Regions from separate parts of the Homo sapiens genome. Here region 1 is linked to region 2. The links are chromatin loops, found by intact Hi-C in ENCODE. Cell type or tissue: heart left ventricle. All regions are shown on one strand. Links, peaks and the distances in the headings refer to the core of each region. The heading gives the core; the rest is flanking DNA.

What was found. Hi-C counts contacts between places; a loop is a spot of excess contacts. Peaks named below come from ENCODE experiments on the same cell type or tissue, not always from the same donor. Only the 100,000 strongest peaks of a DNase experiment are listed, where the experiment ranks them.
Region 1: it touches region 2 in a loop (5-fold over the local background); 15 of 110 quality-filtered maps call a loop at or near these places.

The regions. Positions count from the first base shown.
Region 1 is chr1:55,889,708-55,900,514 of GRCh38, reverse strand. No RefSeq gene overlaps it. Among named protein-coding and RNA genes, the nearest start is that of LINC01753, 50 kb to the left of the region's middle. In heart left ventricle, for the core only: a CTCF peak has its summit at 7,138 (motif pointing right); no DNase peak of the experiment used is centred there.
Region 2 is chr1:55,371,018-55,379,982 of GRCh38, reverse strand. It overlaps the pseudogene MTCO2P34 and the pseudogene RN7SKP291. Among named protein-coding and RNA genes, the nearest start is that of MIR4422, 150 kb to the right of the region's middle. In heart left ventricle, for the core only: CTCF peaks have their summits at 1,295, 3,942 and 4,144 (motif pointing left); no DNase peak of the experiment used is centred there.

The DNA.
Region 1 (10,807 bases), core at 2,808-10,807, 520 kb before region 2:
CGTGTGGAGAAATATCAAGTGGTCCAAATAAGTTGCAGTTGGGAACTCAAAATGAATGAAAGGACCTCAAGACAGAAAACGAAATTTAAAAAATAATTACCATAATTTTTGCAAATTGGATGAAAACTAGAAACTCAAGAAAATTAAAGAATTTCAAAAGGATAAGAATAAACATGCATGTACACATACACAAAGGCATACTATCATCAAATTGCTAAAAATGAGTGACTTACTGTAAGAAGCTATGCAAACTAGAACACAATAAAATAGTATAATTAAAGAATAATAATAATTTTTTATTATACTTTAAGTTCTGGGGTACATGTGCAGAATGTGCAGTTTTGTTACATAGGTATACATGTGTCATGGTGGTTTGCTGCACCCACCAACCCGTGATCCACATTAGGTATTCCACCTAATACTATCCCTCCCCTAGCCCTCCAGCCTCCAACAGGCCCCACTGTGTGATGTTCCCCTCCCTATGTCCATGTGTGCTCATTGTTCAGCTCTCACTTATGAGTGAAAACATGTGGTGTTTGGTTTTCTGTTCTTGTGTTAGTTTGCTGAGAATTATGGTTTCCAGCTTCATCCATGTCCCTGCAAAAGACATGAACTCATCCTTTTCTATGGCTGCATAGTATACCATGGTAGGACTGAAAGAAAAAAAATCTATCAACACAGAATTCTGTAACTAGTAGAAATGTCTATCAAAAGTGAAGGTAAAAATTTTTTTTCAGGTAAGCAAAAGCTGAAAGAATGTGTTTCCAGCATACTTCAATGACAAGAAATGTTAAAGAAAGTTGTTCAGGTACAGGGAAAATAATATCAGATGGAAACTTGGATCTGCAAAAATAAAGAAAAGGCAACAGAGATGGTAAATATATTTTTATATAGAAAATATTTTCTTATGAAAATTTAGAGAACACATAATGTATTTTGGAATTCATAAAGTATATATAAATAAAGTATATGACAACGATGGAAAAGCACAGGAGCAACATAAGAGAAGTATGCAGTTTTAAGGAGCGTACATTAATTGTGGAGTGGTATAGTATTATATAAAGTTAGGCTAATGATGAGATGAAGACTCATTTTGAAAACCTTATAGCAACCACAAAAATAAATAAGATGAAGCTGGATGGCTAATATTCCAATGATGGAGATAAAATATGTATTAGGGTTCTCTGGAGAAATAGAACCAATAGGGTGTGTGTGTGTGTGTGTGTGTGTGCGTGCGTGTGTGTGTGTGTGTAAAGTGATTTATTTTAAGACATTGGCTCATTTGAATTATGGAAGCTAAACAGTCCAAAATCTGTAAAGTGATCCAGCAGTAAGCCTGTCCAGCCTGGGCAACAGAGAAAGACCCTGTCTCTAAAAAGAAAAAATTACAAACACAGAGATAGATTGGAAGTAAAAAGACAGAAAAGGATATACCATAAAAATACTAAGCATAAGAAAGCTGCAGTGCCTATATTAGTAACAAAGACTTCAGAACAAGAAATATTACCGAGGATAGAGAAATTTCATAACAATAAAGCGGTTAATTCATTAATAATTCATAACGCCTAAATGTGTATGCACCTTATTTTAAAACTTTGAAATACATAAGCAAAAACTTCAAAACTTCTCTTGACGCAATTGATAAAACAATAAATAGAAAACTAGTAAGGATATAGAAGGTTTGAAAAACATTTTCAATGAATTTGTCTTCATTTACATTTATAGAATACTGCACCCAACAACAACATAATATACATTCTTTCCAGGTGTGCATAGAAATTCACCAAGATAGAATATATGCCAGCCTGTTTAACAATTCTTAAAAAAATTTTAAAGGATTAAAATCATACAGAATATTTTCTCTGGGTTCAAGAACTAAATTAGACACCAATAACATAAGATGGCTTTATAAATCCCCAAATATTTGGAAATCAAATAATACAATTTAAAAATAGCCCATGAACAAAAAAAATCAAAAGTGAAATTAAGAAATACTTTGAACTGCATATAAACTTTTAAAAAGCATCAGTTTTATGAGATCCAGCTAAAGCCCTGTGACAGGTCTAAGATTTAACCCTGTTACGAAAGCTAGTAAGTGAGTCAGCTATGGTTTGTAGATACTGACAGAAGCCTCATGATTCTTGGGTAAGAGATCAAGGACAGAAACAGTAGTAAACAGAATATCAACATTTTTCTTGTTCCAGTTCCCTGACTACCAATCCTCATAATGTGATACAAGTAAGAATTTAGTGACACACTTACACATAGTGGGGTGAAGTACAAAAGAGAAGCCCTGGCCTAGAGAACTTGCATCTTTTATAATGATCAGCAAGCACATCTGTCCTTTGCTTCAGAAGCAGACATTATCCCTAACTTTTAAGGCTGTAAACAAAGCCACCCTTTGCTTTGGAGGAAGATGCTTCCTCTATCTTGTAAGACTATTAGATAAACATACTTGAAAAGACAGTTTCAAAAAAAAAAAAGCCATCAATGCCATTTGCAAGAAATACAGAGATGTTAGAGATCTTGGGAGAATTGTCCCCTAACGTGCTTAGAGTGAAACTTTTAATTTAAATACTACATCACCAAAAATCTAAAATTAATCATCTGAGTTTCCATCTTATGAAGCTAAAACAAAAAGCAAATAAATCCTGAGTAAGTAGAAAGAAAAAAAAGTAGAAATCAATAGAATGGAAAATAAAGAATAGATAAAATTAATAAAACCTAAAGCTGTTTGTTTTAGATGGTCAATAAAATTGATAAGCCTCTAGCTACAGTGATCAAGAAAAAAAGAAGGAAGACACAAATAGTCAATATTAGGCATGAAAAAGGGGACAACACTATAGATCCTACAGACATGAAAAAGGACAAAAAGGGAATATTAGAAACAATCTAATAAATTAAACAACTTTGATGAAATGGCCAAATTCCTTGAAAAACACAAATTACCAAAATGGACTAAGAATGAATAGAAAATCTGGATATCTTGAAATCTATTAAATAATATACATTTATAGTTAATAATCTATCCACAAAGAATCTTGATGCCCAAATGGCTTCTCTGATAAACTCTATCAAATATTCAAGGAAAAAAATAATACTGATCCCATATAAAATTTTTCAGAAAATAAAGAAGAATTAAACACTTCTCAGTTCATTGTATGGGGCTAATATTACCCTTATGGAGAAACCAGACAAAAATAATTCAATAAAAGAAACTACATTGTGCTAAGTGAAAGAAGTTAGACATCATGGGTGCAAGCTGTATGATTTCATTCAAATGAAATTCTAGAGAAGTCAAAACTAACATATAGTGACAGAAATCAAATGAATGGTTTCCTGGAGCGAGGACTGAGAGGGAGCATTGATGTGAAAAGTTCATAGAAAATTTGCAGGGGTGGGGGCGATAAAATTGCTCCAAATTTGGATTGTGATGGTGTTGTTCATAGAAGTGGATACATTTGTCAAAACTCACCAAATTGTTTCCCTGAAATAAGTTCATTTTGTTATAAATTTTACTTCAAGTAAAAATTGATTTTTAAAAATTTAGTTGAGTTTTTAAAAATTTAATAAGTCTAAATATAAACGAACATATGAGCAATCAAATGTTCACATACTTCTGATTGTAATGTCAGTTGGTCTATTTATTTAAGAGTATTACTTGGTCATATCGAGTTGAAGATGAACATGTTCTTTGACTCAGCAACGTGCACACATGAACAAGAAATCATGTACAAGAAAGTTTATTGCATTATTGTTTAAAAAGTAAAATAGGAAGCAACCTAAATGCCCATTAAAAAGGAAATGGAAAATAAATTATGGCGTATTCTTCTAATTAAATGGTATTCTGTAGTTAAAAATCGTTGCCTAAAGTTACATATTTTAACAGGACAAATTTTAAAAACAATGTTAAAGGATAAAAGCGATTGACCAAATATGTGCAGTACAATACCATTTATGTAAAATTTGAAAGCATACAAAAAAGGCTATACGTTTTTATGAATGTATCCTTATATAGTATTTGTATGAAAGCATGGGAATAATACAAAATTCAGAAATAAAGAGGGATAACAGGACTTCAACTGTATATTTTTATTTTTTCGTGAATAAGAAAATGCTGATGCAATAATGAAATGAAAATGAAAGAATTTTCTAGAATCCAGAAAATAAGATAATTAATACATAGGCATTTATGTGATTTTTTCGATTGACTCTATTTTTGAAATTGTAATAATAAAAAGTACAATGTTTAAAAAATAAAGTTATCTTTGAATTAATGAAAAAAAAACCTCGACAAATTTTGACCATCATTTTAATTTCATTCATTCTTTTTTTTATACCTTTGATCCACAAGTAATTTCAAGCATCTACTAGATGTCAGCTACCAAGCTGAGCATTCGTAATACAAAAATATATGTATACAATGTGTTTTTTGCCCTTTAGTATCTCACAGTCTAGCCAGGTAAGTAAATATACCACCGAAATAGATATGGAAACTACTATAATTGAGCAAAAGTGTCATACTGATATAGATAAGAGAGTAATGCATTTTACACAGTAACTTTGAGTGAGCAATTGCAAGATGATTGGAGTTTAGCAACAAAGAACAGTATGTTTAGAGAAATTGAGGCATAACATGGTATGGCATTTCATTTACTGAGGCTAAGGGAGGATGTGAGGTAAAATGGTGATAAGGAATAAGGCTTGAAAATGTTAGGAATTGATTGAATAATGGATTGGAGAGCTTGGACTTCATATTTTTGTCTGCTGACAGTTACAGGAGGTGTATAAAGCAAAAAAGGGGCATGATTAGGCTTGTGTATCAGAAACATAACTTTGACCATCTGCTATATGGAAGATGAAGTGGGACTGGATTGAGGAAGGGGAAGAAGGTGGACATGGATATGGAGTGACTCATTACAAATCAACTGAAATAATCCAGGGTGGGGTCATGAGGGCCTGAATTGAGGTACCTAGAATTTAAGTGGTGAAGAATATCTTTTTTAAAAATCAGAAGTTATGTGTGTGAACCCATGCTCTTCCAATCACTCAGCATTTATCCTTGAGCAAGTTGCTTCACTGTTCTAGGCTTTAGGAAGATCTGTAAAATGGAAACCACCAATGATAAGAGCTTTTCAGGGAAAGTCAAGCTTGTGCCATCTTAGAACTTTGTGACCTGCTCCAAATATCTGTTCCCTCCGCTGGAAATCTCTTTACCTGCATCTTCACATGGTTGACTCCTGCTTGTGTTTCAGATATGGAAGCATTCTACCTCTTCAGTAATGGGGCTTTCTCTCACCTCCCAATCAAACAGCTTCCTTGGTCACTGTTTTTACTACATCACTTGAAAATTTGTTTCTCAATAGAAATTTATTAATAACCAAAATTTACTTAACTACTCTTTGCCTTTTCATTCATCTATATGCCACTAGAAGGAAAGCTTTGTGAAAAAAAGAGACTTTACCTGCCTTATATCCAACCATACTGCCAGTGTCTAAAACCATGCTCATTAAGTACATTCATTAAATATTAGTTGAGTGTTGAATATAATAAACCCATTTTTAATAAATGCCATGAGAGTTGCCTAAAATCACACAACTAATAAATAGTAGAAAAAAATGAAAATCCTTGTCTTCTGATTTCCTGGTTCACTGATCTTTCCATGCATAACATCTGATCTCTTACCTCATAGGACCACTGGGGGGATCGAATGAGAAGATAAGTTTTCCAAAAATACAAGGCTCATGATTTAGAAGTTGCCCAAAAAGGAAACAATGACTCAGTGCCTCTAGAGGCTGAGACCAATTCACAAAAGACTCTATATGGGCTGTGTCCAACCTAAGAAGTTTGGAAAAGGTCATTCTTTGTTTCTGCTGCTATGTTAAGGCTAGCATTAGGTGTTGTTGTGAACTAGATAGAGATGTGTGATATAGGAGGCAGGTAGATGGGGCAAAGGAAGTAGATACGGGTCTGTCTTACTAAAGGCAAGCAAAGTTTTGAGGTAGGCAGGATTCCCAATTGCTCACATATGATATATTTTTCTCTTTTGGTTTTGACTAAAAGGTTGTATATCCTTTTGGATTTCTTCCTCTTAAAGGACTAAAGAGATAAAATCTATTTGTGTCTGACAAAGAGAAAAGATACAGTTGTCAATGGATGACTAATAATTAAATTTGTTTGATGAAATATATCTATGCAACTATCACTTACTCATCCATTATTTATGGAATTATAAGTGAATTAATTAATGATTAAACACTGCCAAACACTATGCTTGTTTGCTAGGCAGGATGATAAAGAGGTAAACAAAATAGATATGGACTTTAGGGAACTTGAAGGTAAATGAGAAGCTATATTAAACAAATGCAAGTGTGATGAGTTTCTGTCTTGTTGAGTTGACCCTAGAAGAATCCCTTCTTCTCAATAAAACTCAGGGCTAAACAATAAAAGATAACTATGAAAGTTTTTTTTCTTGTTATGTTTGCATTAAACATGTAGGAATATTATTATAGGAAAATATCTGGCTGTGGTAGTTGTGGTGACTCAAGTCCAGGTGTTAATGGACTCTGCTGTTGAGATGCAGTTGATTTTCAAAAGTGACTTTTCTCAATCCAGTAAACTAAGTCAGCAGGACCCTTAGTAATGGCGTCTAAGTGACAATACTCAGTAGAATTCTTTTCTGGATATTTCCAGAGGGCTGAGGCTTTGTGCAGGGTCTTTATTTGTAGCTGATTTTGCTGGTTTTTTTTTTTTTAGCATTTGGTTTCATGGAGGGTATGTTATCAAAGCATTTTTTGGGGGAGTGGGGGCTGGAGGGGCAACTCCATCACCCAAGCTGGAGTGCAGTGGCATGATGGCATGATCATGGCTCACTGCAGCCTTGAACTCCTGGGCTAAAGCCATTCTCCCACCTCAGCCTCTTGAGTAGCTGGGACTACAGGCCAACTATCAACACACCCAGTTAAATTTTGTATTTTTTTGTAGAGATGGGTTTCCATATCTATATATCTATATATCTGGTCTCAAACTCCTGAGTGCCAGTGATCCACATGCCTTGGTCTCCCAAAGTGCTTGGATTACAGGCATGAACTAATGAACCTGGCCAACAAAGTATTTTTAATGTCGACTTTTTGGAGCATTATCCAGTAGGTGGCGTTTAAGCATAATGTTCCCTATGTAGGCTCTTGCTGAGTCACATAGCCTACCTACTGACCACTGTGCTTAAGAAGAGATTGAGGGCATAGTCTCAATATTCTTCAAGAAAAAAATTTCCAACCAAGAATTTAATATCCAGCCAAACTAAGCCTCATAAATGAAAGAGAAATAAGATCCTTTTCAGACAAGCAAATGCTGAGAGATTTTGTTACCACAAGACCTGCCTTACAAGAGCTCCTGCAATATGGAAAAGAAAGACCATTGCCAACCAATACAAAAACACACTTAAGTACACAGATCAGTGACACTGTAAAGCAACCACACAAGCAAGTTTGCATAACAACTAACAACAAGATGACAGGATCAGATCCACACATATTAACACTAACCTTGAATGTAAATGGGCTAAATGCCCCAATTAAAGGCATATATGAAAATCTGGATAAAGAAGCAAGACCCAATGGTATGCTGTCTTCAAGAGCCTTTATTGAACCTATGGGTGTCATTACATGCAATGGGAATAAATGGAAATAAAGGAATGGAGAAAAATCTACCAATCAAAAGGAAATCAGAAAATGCAGGGGTTGCAATCAGACAAAACATACTTTAAACCAACAAAGATAAAAAAAAAGACAGAGAAGGGCATTACATGATGGTAAAGGGTTCAATTCAATAAGAAGGCCTAACTATCCTAAATATATACATCCAACACAGGAGCACCCAGACCCATAAAGCAAATTCTTAGAGACCTATGAAGAGACTTAGAATCCTACACAATGAGAGTGGGAGATTTCAACACCCCACTGAAAAGTATTAGAGAAATCATCAAGGCAGAAAATTAACAAAGATATTTAGGACCTGAACTCAACACTTGACCAAATGTACCTAATAGACATCTACAGAACTCTCTATCCCAAAACAACAGAATGCACTCTTCTCAACACCACATGGCACATACTCTAAAATCAACCACACAATGATACATGAAACAATCTTCAGCAAATTCAAAAAAAATCAAAACTATACCAACCACACTCTTGAATCCCAGAGCAATAAAAATAGAATTTAACTGAAGAAAATTGCTCAAAACCATGCAATTACATGAAAATTAAACAACCCACTCCTGAGTGACTCTTGGGGAAATAATGAAATTAAGGCAGAAATCAAGAAGTTATTTGAAACTAATGAGAACAAAGATACAACATACCAGAATCTTTGGGACACAGCTACAGCACTGCTAAAAGGAAAATTTATAGCACTAAATGTCCACATCAAAAAGTTAGAAAGATCTGAAATCAACAACATAAAATTACAACTACAAGAACAAGACAAGCAAGAGCAAGTCAACACCATAGCAAGCAGAAGACAAAAAATAACCAAAATTAGAGCTGAACTAAAGGAGATTGAGACATGAAATAAAACATACAAAAGATCAACAAAACCAGGAGCTTGTTCTTTAAAAAAAATTAATAAGATAGATAGACCACTAGCTAGACTAATAAAGAAGAAAAGATCCAAATAATCACAATTAGAAATGACAATGGGAACATTACCACTGACCCCACAGAAATACAATAACCACCGGAGTCTACTATGAACACCTCTGTGAACACAAACTAGAAAGTCTAAAAGAAATGGATAAATCCCTGAACACATACACCCTCCCAAGACTGAATCATGAAGAAATTGAGACCAATAATTGACTCTGAAATTGAATTAGTAATAAATAGCCTGCCCACATAAAGAAAGCTTAGGACCAGACAGATTCACAGCCAAATTCTACTGGATGTACAAAGAAGAGCTAGTACCATTCCTACTGAAACTATTCCAAAAATAGTTTTGGAGGAGGGACTGAGGAGGAGGGACTCCTCCCAAACTCATCCTATGAGGCCAGCATCATCCTGAGACCAAAACCTGGCAGAGACACAACAAAAAAAGAAAATTGCAGTCCAATATTCTTGATGAACATAGATGTGAAAATCCTCAACAAAATACTAGCAAACTGAATCCAGCACCACATCAAAAAGCTAATCCACAATAATCAAGTAGGCTTTATGCCTGGGATGCAAGGTTCATTCAAGACATGCAAATCAATAAATGTGATTCATCACATAAAAAAAACTAAAGACAAAAACCAAGCGATTATCTCAATAGATGCAGAAAAGGACTTTTGATAAAATACAACATTCATTTATGTTAAAAACCGTCAATAAACTTGGCAATGAAGGAACATACTTCAAAATAATATGAGCCATCTATGACAAACCCACAGCCAACATCATACTGAATGGCCAAAAGCTAGAAGCATTCCACTTGAAAATTAGCACATGACAAGGAAATCCTCTCTTACCATTCCTATTCACAGTATTGGAAGTCCTGGTCAGAGCACTAAGGCAAGAAATAAAAGACTTCCCAAATGGGAAAAGCACAATGAGATACCATTTTCACACCAGTTAGAATGGTATTATTAAAAAGTAAAATATAATAGATACTGTTGAGGTTGTGGAGAAAAGGGAACACTTATACACTGCTGATGGGAGTGTAAATCAGTTCAACCATTGTGGAAAGCAGTGTGATGATTCCTCAAAGAACTAAAAACAGCATGACAATTTAACCCAGCAATCCTGTTACTGGGTATACACCAAAGGAATATAAGTTGTTCTGCCATAAAGACACATACACACACATACATTCATTGCAGCCCTATTCACAATAGCAAAGACATGAAATCAACCTAAATGCCCATCAGTGGTAGACTAGATAAAGAAAATATGGTACATATATACCAAGGAATACTATGCAGCCATAAAATGAATGAGCTCATGTCCTTTGTAGGAACATAGATGGAGCTGGAAAACATTATCCTTAGCAAACTAACACAGGAACAGAAAACCAAATACTGCATGTTCTCACTTATTAGTATGAGTTACATAATGAGAACCAATGGGCACAAAGAGGGGAACAATAGGCTCTGGGCCCTACTTGAGGGAGGACTGTGAATGGAGGGAGAGGATCAGGAAAACTACCTATTGAGTACTCTGCTTAGTACCTGGGTGATGAAATAATCTGTACTCCAAACTGCATGACATGAGTTTATCTTTATAATAAATGTGCACATGTACCCCTGAACCTAAAACAAAAGTTTTTTTTAAAAAAGGAAATATTGGCCAGGCCTCGGTGGCTCACGCCTGTAATCCCAACACTTTGGGAGGCTGAGGCGGGTGGATCACTAGGTCAGGAGTTCAAGACCAGCCTGGCAAAGATGGTGAAACCCCATCTCTACTAAAAATACAAAAATTAGCCAGATGTGGTGGTGGGCACCTATAATCCCAGCTACTCAGGAGGCTGAGGCAGAGAATTGCTTGAACCCAGGAGCCAGAGGTTGCAGTGAGCCAAGATCGTGCCATTGCACTCCAGCCTGGGAGACAGAGCGAATCTCTGTCTCAAAAAAAAAAAAAAAAAAAAGAAAAAAAAAAGAAATATTATTATAAAGAAATTTTATTTTAATACAAAAGTTTGAATTTTGGAACCAATCCTAAATTTGAGATGTACTTAGCTTTTATATGTATGTGTATACATATATGTTTGTGTGTATCATTTTTTGTTGGGAAGATCCAGTCCCTGAATGTGGACTGCTTCCAATTTAATTAGG
Region 2 (8,965 bases), core at 1-8,000:
GATCCAAGACACATACATTTCTCAGCCATTTCATGGGAGAGACAAACAATATCAAGTTAATAAATGAACAAGATAACTCCAGGTGGTGATACATTGTGAAGCATATAAAATAAGGTGAGCCGATCTAGAGCCAGGTTGTTCAAATGCGGCCTAGATTCCAAATCTTGCCCATGGTCTGTCTTTGTGTGGAAGTGAAAGCTAAGAATGGTTTTTATATGTTTAAAGGGTTGTAAAACAAACAAAAGAAAATATGCAAGAGAGATAGTATATGTCTCACAAAGTCTAAAATATTTACTATCTGAGCAGACAAAGTTGTCAGCCCCTAGTTAAGAGACTGAAGGGGCATCCTTGGTAGTGGATGGTGGAGAGGAAGGACAGGAGGCTCCCAGGCCCACTGACAGGCCTTGGTGAGGAAGGAGGGCAAAGGGGGATTGGGAGGGTTACAGAGTCTTTCAGGGAAGAGACTCTAAGTGGAGGTGATTTTGAACTGAGACCTAATGATGGAAAAGAACCACCAGCTGAAGAGACCCACAGAATGAGAACTCCAGGTAGAAGGAACAGCAAATGAATGTGCAAAGGCTTTGAGGTAGAAACAAGCTTAGCATGTTCAAGAAACAAAAAGAAGACCAATGTCCCTCGAGTGCAGGAAACAAGAGGGAAAGTGCTGCCAGCTGAGCTCAGGGGCAAGCAGGAAGCAGGTGACATAAGACTTTCTGGGCCAAGACGAGGAGTGTCCTTTCCACTAGGCCCTGCCCTGTGGTGTGGCAAAATCAAATGAGAATCTAGTGGATGTCAGTCTGGCTGGGGTGTCAGTATGTCAGTATCACAGTCTAGTGGTTCAAGGACAGTCATCAGAATCTGGGTGCAAGAGACACTTGAGTCAAACAGGTGGTAGCACCAACTCCCAGATGATGTGGTCATTTAGCTTAGGACCGTCCCCAGTGGTCAGAGGGTACCAGGAAGATGCTCCAGGATGAACAGGGTTTCAGGAGCTTGGCAGGCTGTCAGGACTCTTGCCAAACGAACTGGGATTCAAGGTAGGGCTTGAGCTCCAACAGGAAATGGAGAAATAAATACGACAAACCACGAATGACAGATGATGTGATGGAGTTGATGGTTAAAAACAGAGACTTCCTGAGCGTTTGGCTACCCTGGCCTTACCGCTCCACATCAAGCCCTGGGACCATGCCACATATACTGGCCTCCTGCCCACCGTGTATGCCCTATTCTGGTCAGGTAAGACTCAGGAAATGAGTGGGGCCGATCCAGGGAGAGGAGAGCAACAGCGACTCCTCCTGGAAGGAGCTGGAGAGGTAGATGCTGGTAAAACTGCAGAAAGTGAGTTTACATGGCTAATCACTGCTGCATCCGTGGTATGGCCATCTGTGCAAGCACGCTACAGGGGACTTATCCACTTTCACAGGTAAATTCCTATATGATCTGCTTGCCCAATTCCTGGCCATGGGGAGGGAGAGGAGAGAATCATCCGTGTGGATCAACTGTAACATTTTGTACTTTGGCGACCACTTAGTTTAAAATGCCTGTTCTCCTAAGCGTGTCCCCAGGCAAAATGTGTGCTGTAATTTGATTTTTTAAAAACAACTTTTATTGTTTTTTTTCTTATTATAAGAGCAACACATGTTCCTTTCAGGAAAATCAGAAAATATAGAGAAACCAAAAGGAAGAAAATCAAAAACATTCATCCATCCACCCAGAGACAGTCATTGTTAATGCCTTGATGTTTACTTTCCAAACTTTTCTTTGTGCATACATAGTTTATTACACAAATGTAACCCAAATATCCTCTGGGTCTCACCGATTGTGGGCTCACCTGAGGTACGATTAGTGGTTACACTGCTGACTTGATGGCTTCTACCTGCCTGTTATCAGGTTCCCAACCACTTGTCAAAGGCCTTCCCCCACATCCCTGGACATCTTTAGGGGGCTCCACGCACTCTCCGATGCCAGTCCATGCCTTGCCTGGGCCTCTGTTCCTGCTCACCTGCAAGTTGCCCTTTTTGCTGCCCCCATTTGCCCCTCCCAGCTGGCCTGGGAGGTATAAATTGGGATTAAGCACCTACTAGATGTGACATGCATGACAGTGTGAGCCACACTGTACTAAGTCTTGAAAGGGGGCACAAAGTTAATGTGGTTTGTGCCCTGAAGGGACTCACAGTCTAATGAGAGACAGGTACAGACAGAGATGACCTTGATGTGAGACAGGCATGTGCTCCTTGTCATAAGTGGCCACAGGGAGTGTGCTTTGGGCATACGATGCTAGGTTCCAGGAAGGAGGAGGTAGCGTTTTTCATGGGCCTGCAGGATGGCTGGGATCGCATTCAGGAGGTAAGAGAGAGACAGACAAGTAAGCCAGGAGAAGGGTCAGGCTGTGGGTATGGGAGCTGGGAGGTGAGGGCCTGAGGAAAACACGCAGGGGCCTAATTGTGTAGAACAGAGAGAGTGAAAGGAGAGAGTGGTGAGAAACAAATATAGAAAAATACACTGGGACCAGGTCACAAAGCAAATCAGGGCCACTGATGAGATCACGGTCAGGAGAGGCAGAATGGAAAATTCAAGAGGAAAACTCCGTTTTAAGAGTATAGTCCTTAAATAATTTTTCTTGAAAATCAGTTTCCACTAACTCATTATCCTTATGCCAAATATTATCATATGAGCATAGAAAATTACACTAAATACATCTTTATGATCCTAAAGTTGACGATATTAATTTTGATCTGCAATGAATATTTAAAAATAAAATTCTATACTTTCAATCTACCCAATATTTCTGTGGTCATTTTTCCACATTTAGATAGAAAAGTCATGACTATTCAATGTCTATGTCTAGGTGAGGTGTACTCTTGGCATTTCAGGACACACCCTTCCTTATTACTGTCCCTCCTTGGAGCCTCTGCACCTGCTGTGCCCACTGCCTGGAACAGTTTTTCCTCTTCCACTGCCTCTTTCATATTTTCATATTTTCCTCTTCCACTTCCATCTTTCATATTTCAGCTTGAACATCACTTTCTTTGACTCTCCAGTTCTGGGTTAGGTCTCCCTATCTACATTCTTGGGGTGGTCAGTCTTTCTTATTAACACTTAAAAAATTAAATAATTTAAGGGTACACTCAGATGTGAGGGGGTGATCTGGCTGTGACATCTGTCACCCCATTGATTGCCAGGGATGACTTGGTTGACCTGGCTGGCTAGGCGGGTGTCCCCTTCCTCCCTCACCGCTCCATGTGAGTCCCTCCCAAAGCTGTGTGCTCGGTCAAAGAGAACGACCATCTCCGGCAGAGGAGGACCAGGCTTTGGTCAAGGATATATGAGTAGCTGCACTCCCCTGCTAGAATCTCCAAACTTAATGGTACACTCATGCACACATGTTTAAATTCAAGCAATCAAGGCCTACATCTCCCACTTAAATGGAAGCTCAATGAGGGCAGGAGCTTTTTGTGTCTGAACTGTTTTTGCATGTAGAGACAATCAGTAGGCATTTCTCAAGTGAATGAATGTCACTCCCTTTCCAATTATGATTCCAAGAAGTTTTTAATAATTCCAAGATTTTTTTTAAAAAAAATTTGTTTTCTCAAAACAACTATCAGGTAAATTTTTACAACAATCATGCCTTCATTTTTATTTGTATTTGATTTTTCCTAGTCTCCTTACTTCTAGAAAGAATTTAAAGGAAATTTATGTACAAGACAACAGACCTGAGAAGCTTTAAAATTTAAGAGGACCTATATTTGATGTACAAAGTGATTTAAATCCATGATCTCTGCCTAGACTGCCTGGGCAGGACTAAAGCCCAGAAGATTCCTTTTCCCTATACTATTTGCAAATGTGCTTCTTCTTTTGGGTAGGCCTTCTGAGTAGTTCACCTTAAAGCTACATGAGGAAGGGACCAGGGCTTCACTAACTCCAGGTGCAGTGTATAAAAGCATGCTATCAGTTCAAATCTTTGGGATTAATTATTGCCTCAAAAGCCTTGTGAAGGGTTTATTATCCCCAATTAGATGAAGAAACTTAGGCCCAGAAAAGTGAATGACTTTGCCCAAATCACAAACTGAAGAAATGGAACAAAAGTGAGCTTTTCTGGGGAACTAAGACTAGATGCTTACTGCTCTCTGCTGCCCCCTATTGGTGTGGAGAAGAAAGAGCAAGCCTCTCTGGGTTTGCTCCAGAAACGAGCCCTGTTTTCCCACAGTGGGCGAGGGGCACCGGGCATCCTGGCACGCATCCCCTGCCAGCTCCCCTTGCCTTTTGTCTCCCTGCTCTCCCACCCCACCAGATCCTCAGGATCCCTAATTGCTCCAGTTTATGGGCTAATAACCAGAATCCAAGAATTGGAGCAGTGGGTTTAAGGGCCAGCAGGGCCAGCAGTGCCAGGCTCGCTGGACACACTGCGTGGCCTCTTCATTTCAGCCCAGTGCCTTGTCACCTGCCCTCTGAGTTCTAGGTGCAGCACTGGGAGAGGACCAGAGATAGGCAGAGCTCAGCACTAATCCACATGTGTGTCCACAAAAGGGCCTCACTCCTGCACAATAGGGCCTGTTTCCTTCTCTTAGACAGAAGCGGGATAATAGTGGCTTCACTAGGACATTGTGAAATTGAAACAAAATTCTAAGTTAGGTACTCAGAAAATGTCCACGTCCCTCGCTTCCCTTTCTGTTTTTGCTGGCAGTGTCGGCAATGACTGAAATATCGATTTCTCTCCTGCCCTGCTCCTAGGCAAGGGCCTTAGGGCTGATTTTCTGGCGGTGAAGTCACTGGACGCAGAGCCAGGAGGATGAGTAACTGCCTCTCTCCTGCTGAACTTCATCTTCTACAGGTGTCTGAGGCAGACGCAGCTCAGGCTCCTTGGCCCAACCCGGAATCAGGCCCTCACACCCAGCATGTGCTATGAGCTAACAAAGCAATCACAGCCAATCGTGGCTATAAATCCCCGGTGTTTATAAAGTCTTTGTGTATCTCTAAACTTGAATAACCCCAAGTCCCATGGGACTAGAGAAAACAAGCTACAATTGTTGTTTACCCATCAAAAGCGCATTCTTCAGAGGAATGAGGAGGCCAGGGCACAGATGTTGCTCAGTAAAGAAGCCAATGGCAACTGGGGAATGGTTGCAATGGTGAAAAAAATCTGATCAAACAATGCTTTTACATGGGATGAAGGAGAGAGCAGGGCTTGAAACAAAGAAATCAGCCTGGATGGCACTAAAGCCCAGAAGATTCCTTTTCTCTGTACTATTTGCGGATGTGCTTCTTCTTTGGGGTGGGCATTCCAAGTGGTTCCCCTTAAAGCTACGTGAAGAAGGGCCAGAGCCTCGTTGACACCAGATTCAGTGAGTTATAAAAGCATGCTATCAGTTCAAATCTTTGGGATTAATTGTTCTTTTGGTGAAGATGGAGAGAAACAAGTTTGTTACCCAACCAAGAGATGGGGCCAACATGGCAAGGATAGGAGCAGGCTGGGGTTCAGGAGCTCACCCCAAGCACCCTAGTTATCAGTTCTAAGGCAACAAGCCAGCTCAGAGACAGCCTCCCCAGGTAGGTAGACAGTGCTGAGCCCTGCTGGTGCTACGTAAGCTTGGCTCAGGGCCTGTTGGGGTGAAATTCTAGGGCACTGGAGTGGGTGGGGATGTCAGAGAGGAAGTGTACTTTGAGAGAACATCTGGTGACAAGATCAACCCCTTCATGAGTAAACTGAGGCCAAGAGCAGAGAAGAATAACAGCCAATCTTGCCATTCATTTGATTCATATTACTCAAAATGAATGGACAATTGCAGGCCTCTTGAATTTCAGTGCAGTGCCATTCGTTCTGAGCTCTTTACTCATAAGAATAGAATTTAAGGGTTGTCAGGGCCTGAATCTAATTCTGTGATGATAAAAGTGTGAGCTGTATGATGCCAAATTGCCTGCTACCCACTCATGTAGCTGGAGTTAGTATGTATCTACAGGTTTGTTTCTTCCCAAAAGGCTTTCCCAAACTCCTTCTGCTGAGCATGCGTAACTCCTTGGTTTTCTTTTAAGAGAAAGAATGCACTGCTCCATTCCATGAAATCTAAGTGGGGCTGTTAGTCAGTCTTCTACCCGCTTAGCCACAAGATTGAGGGCATGTGACCTGAGTCTAGCCAATCAAAATATTCTCTCCTGGCCACAGTGATTGGCTTGGATATGGGCAAGGCCAAACATAGCCAAACCTAGCCAATCATAATATTCTCTCCTGGCCACAGTGATTGGCTTGGATATGGGCAAGGCCAAACATAGCCAAACCTAGCCAATCAGAAACCACTCCAGGACTTGTCTACTAAAGTTAGCTGGGAGGCCAAGCTTAATAATCTTCATAATCTGAGAAGCCTTTGCTTCAAAACGAGATGTTTCAGTAGTTGAACTATCAACTACAAACCTAGAATGACTTTACAGCTCCCTGCCACCATATCTCACATTTGAAGAACCTGTTTATGTGAAAGCCTAGAAGAGAAAGGAAGGAATTGAACCTCCCAAAACTGGGTTTAAGCCAACTTCGTAACTACGATGACTTTCTCGGTTAAGAGTTACTATAGTAAAATAATCATATAACTTTGCCAAAGTTAATTTACATGTTAGAACCCTTTCTATCTTCAGGGCATATCCATTTCAATTAGGCTTCCAAGATGCTATGTCACCTATCACAGAACTCCTTCACTTTCATGACCACACCCTAATAATTGTTTTTTTAATGAGCTCATTAGTACTTTACATTATCTCCCTGATATTAACAACTAAAACTCACACAAACACAATGGTATGAACTATTTTACCTGCCATTATCTTAATTTTAATTGCTCTTTCATCATTATGTATATTATATATAATAGATGAAATTATAACCCCTCCCTTACCATCGAAACTATAGGACACCAATGATACTGCAGCTATGAATACACAGATTATGGAGACCTAAAGTTTGATTCGTCCGTAATTCCTACAACAGACTTAAAACCAGGAGAACTGTGGCTACTTGAAGTTGATAATCAAGTAATCCTCCCCATAGAAATATCAATTCGCATCAATTGCATCAGAAGATGTTCTATATTCATGAGCCGTGTATCATTAGGCCTAAAGCCAGATGCAATCCCAGGACTTTTAAACCAAGCAACGTTGACATCTACATGGCCAGGTCTTTACTACAATCAATCCCCAGAAATCTGCAGATCTAATCACAGCTTCATGCCCATTGTTCTTGAACTGGTACCTCTAAAATGCTTTGAAAATTGAGCAACGTCTATATTATAATATCACTATAGAGCTAACTAGCATTAACCTTTTAAGTTAGAGACTGAAAGTTATGATTCTTCCACTGAAATGCCCCAACTAGACACATCCACATGATCTATTACTATTATATCCATAATCCTATCACTTTTCATTCTACTTCAACTAAAAATTTCAAAATTCACCTATCCAACAAATCCAACACCAAAAACGTTTGGAACACAGAAACATGAAACATTTAGAAGTTTAATTGGCTCACAGTTCTGCAGGCTTTACACGAAACATGTTGCTGGCATCTGCTCAGTTTCTAGGGAGGCCTTAGGAAACTTACAATCATGGTGGAAGGTAAAGGGGGAGCAGGACTGTCACATGGCGAAAACGGGAGCAAGACAGAGAGAATGGGATCGGGGGAGAGGTGTGCCCAAACACTTTTATATGACAAGATCTCATGAGAACTCACTATCACGAAAGACAGCGCCAAGCCACAAGGGATCCACCCCCATGATCCAAAAACCTCCCACCAGGCCCCACCTCTAACATTGGCGATTACAATTCACTATGGGATTTGGGCAGAGACAAATATCCAAACTATATCACTTGCTGTCCTGACTAATATTGTTAATCCCTCACAAAGCTCTTTACTGTAGAGCCCAGATATAGTCTCATGCTTCTCAATATAATATTCCAAGTCATTGACATGTTGATATGATGAAACTAATTGGCCTTTGCAGATTCTAATCCAATGCTTTCATTTGGCAAATGAGGAGACAGAGGCACAGAGAAGGAAAAGAATTTGCATAAGGTCATGGCCAGCAAATGATAGAAACGGGTTCACACCCCTACTTGTCATTTGCTATGCCTTGATCAACCTATTGTCCAGCTAAAAGACCTGCTGCCAAAAATTGAACAATAGCTCATGCAAAGCTCTGCATCATGAGTCAGGATTCAGACCCTCTCCACTTAGTACCCCAGCCCCTTAGCTGTATTCCTGTATAGCCTTGATGCTGCTCAGAATCTCAGTGTGAGATTTCATGTGCTCTGTCAGAACACAGTTTTTTGTTTGTTTGTTTGTTTGTTTTTGAGACAGGGTCTGGCTCTGTCGCCCAGGCTACAGTGCAGTGGTGTAATTTTGCTCACTGCAACCTCCACCTCCTGGGCTCAAGCCATCCTCCCACCTCAGCCTCCCAAGTAGCTGGGATTATAGATGCATGCCACCACACCTGACTAATTTTTGTATTTTTTGTAGAGAGGGGGTTTTGCCATGTTGCCCAGGCTGGTCTCAAACTCCTGAGCTCAAGGGATCCATCTGCCTCAGCCTCCCAATGTGCTGGGATTACAGGTGTGAGCCACCGCGCCCTCAGAACATAGTCTTGAGGGGGACTCTGAAGAAAGCTTCCTGTGTTGGCATTAAAGGAATAAAGAAAGGTCCGTTTTACTTCCACTTTCCTTGTCAACAAGACCAGTTCCATGGAAGATTCTTCTCTAATGCATACTCATTCATCTGGCTCCCTCATGCTTCATGGCCTCAGAGCTGAATCCTTGATTCAGAGGTGCTCTGACCTGAGGAGAATGTTCCTCTCCTCTAATTCAGGCACTATACTTCTTTTAGTACAACCTAAGATAGCACCAGCTTTGGGGGCAACCATATATTAACAGCAAAGAATCAAAAAGCAAGGAGGAAAAGCAACTGAAAGAAGCAAGAATTTTTAGC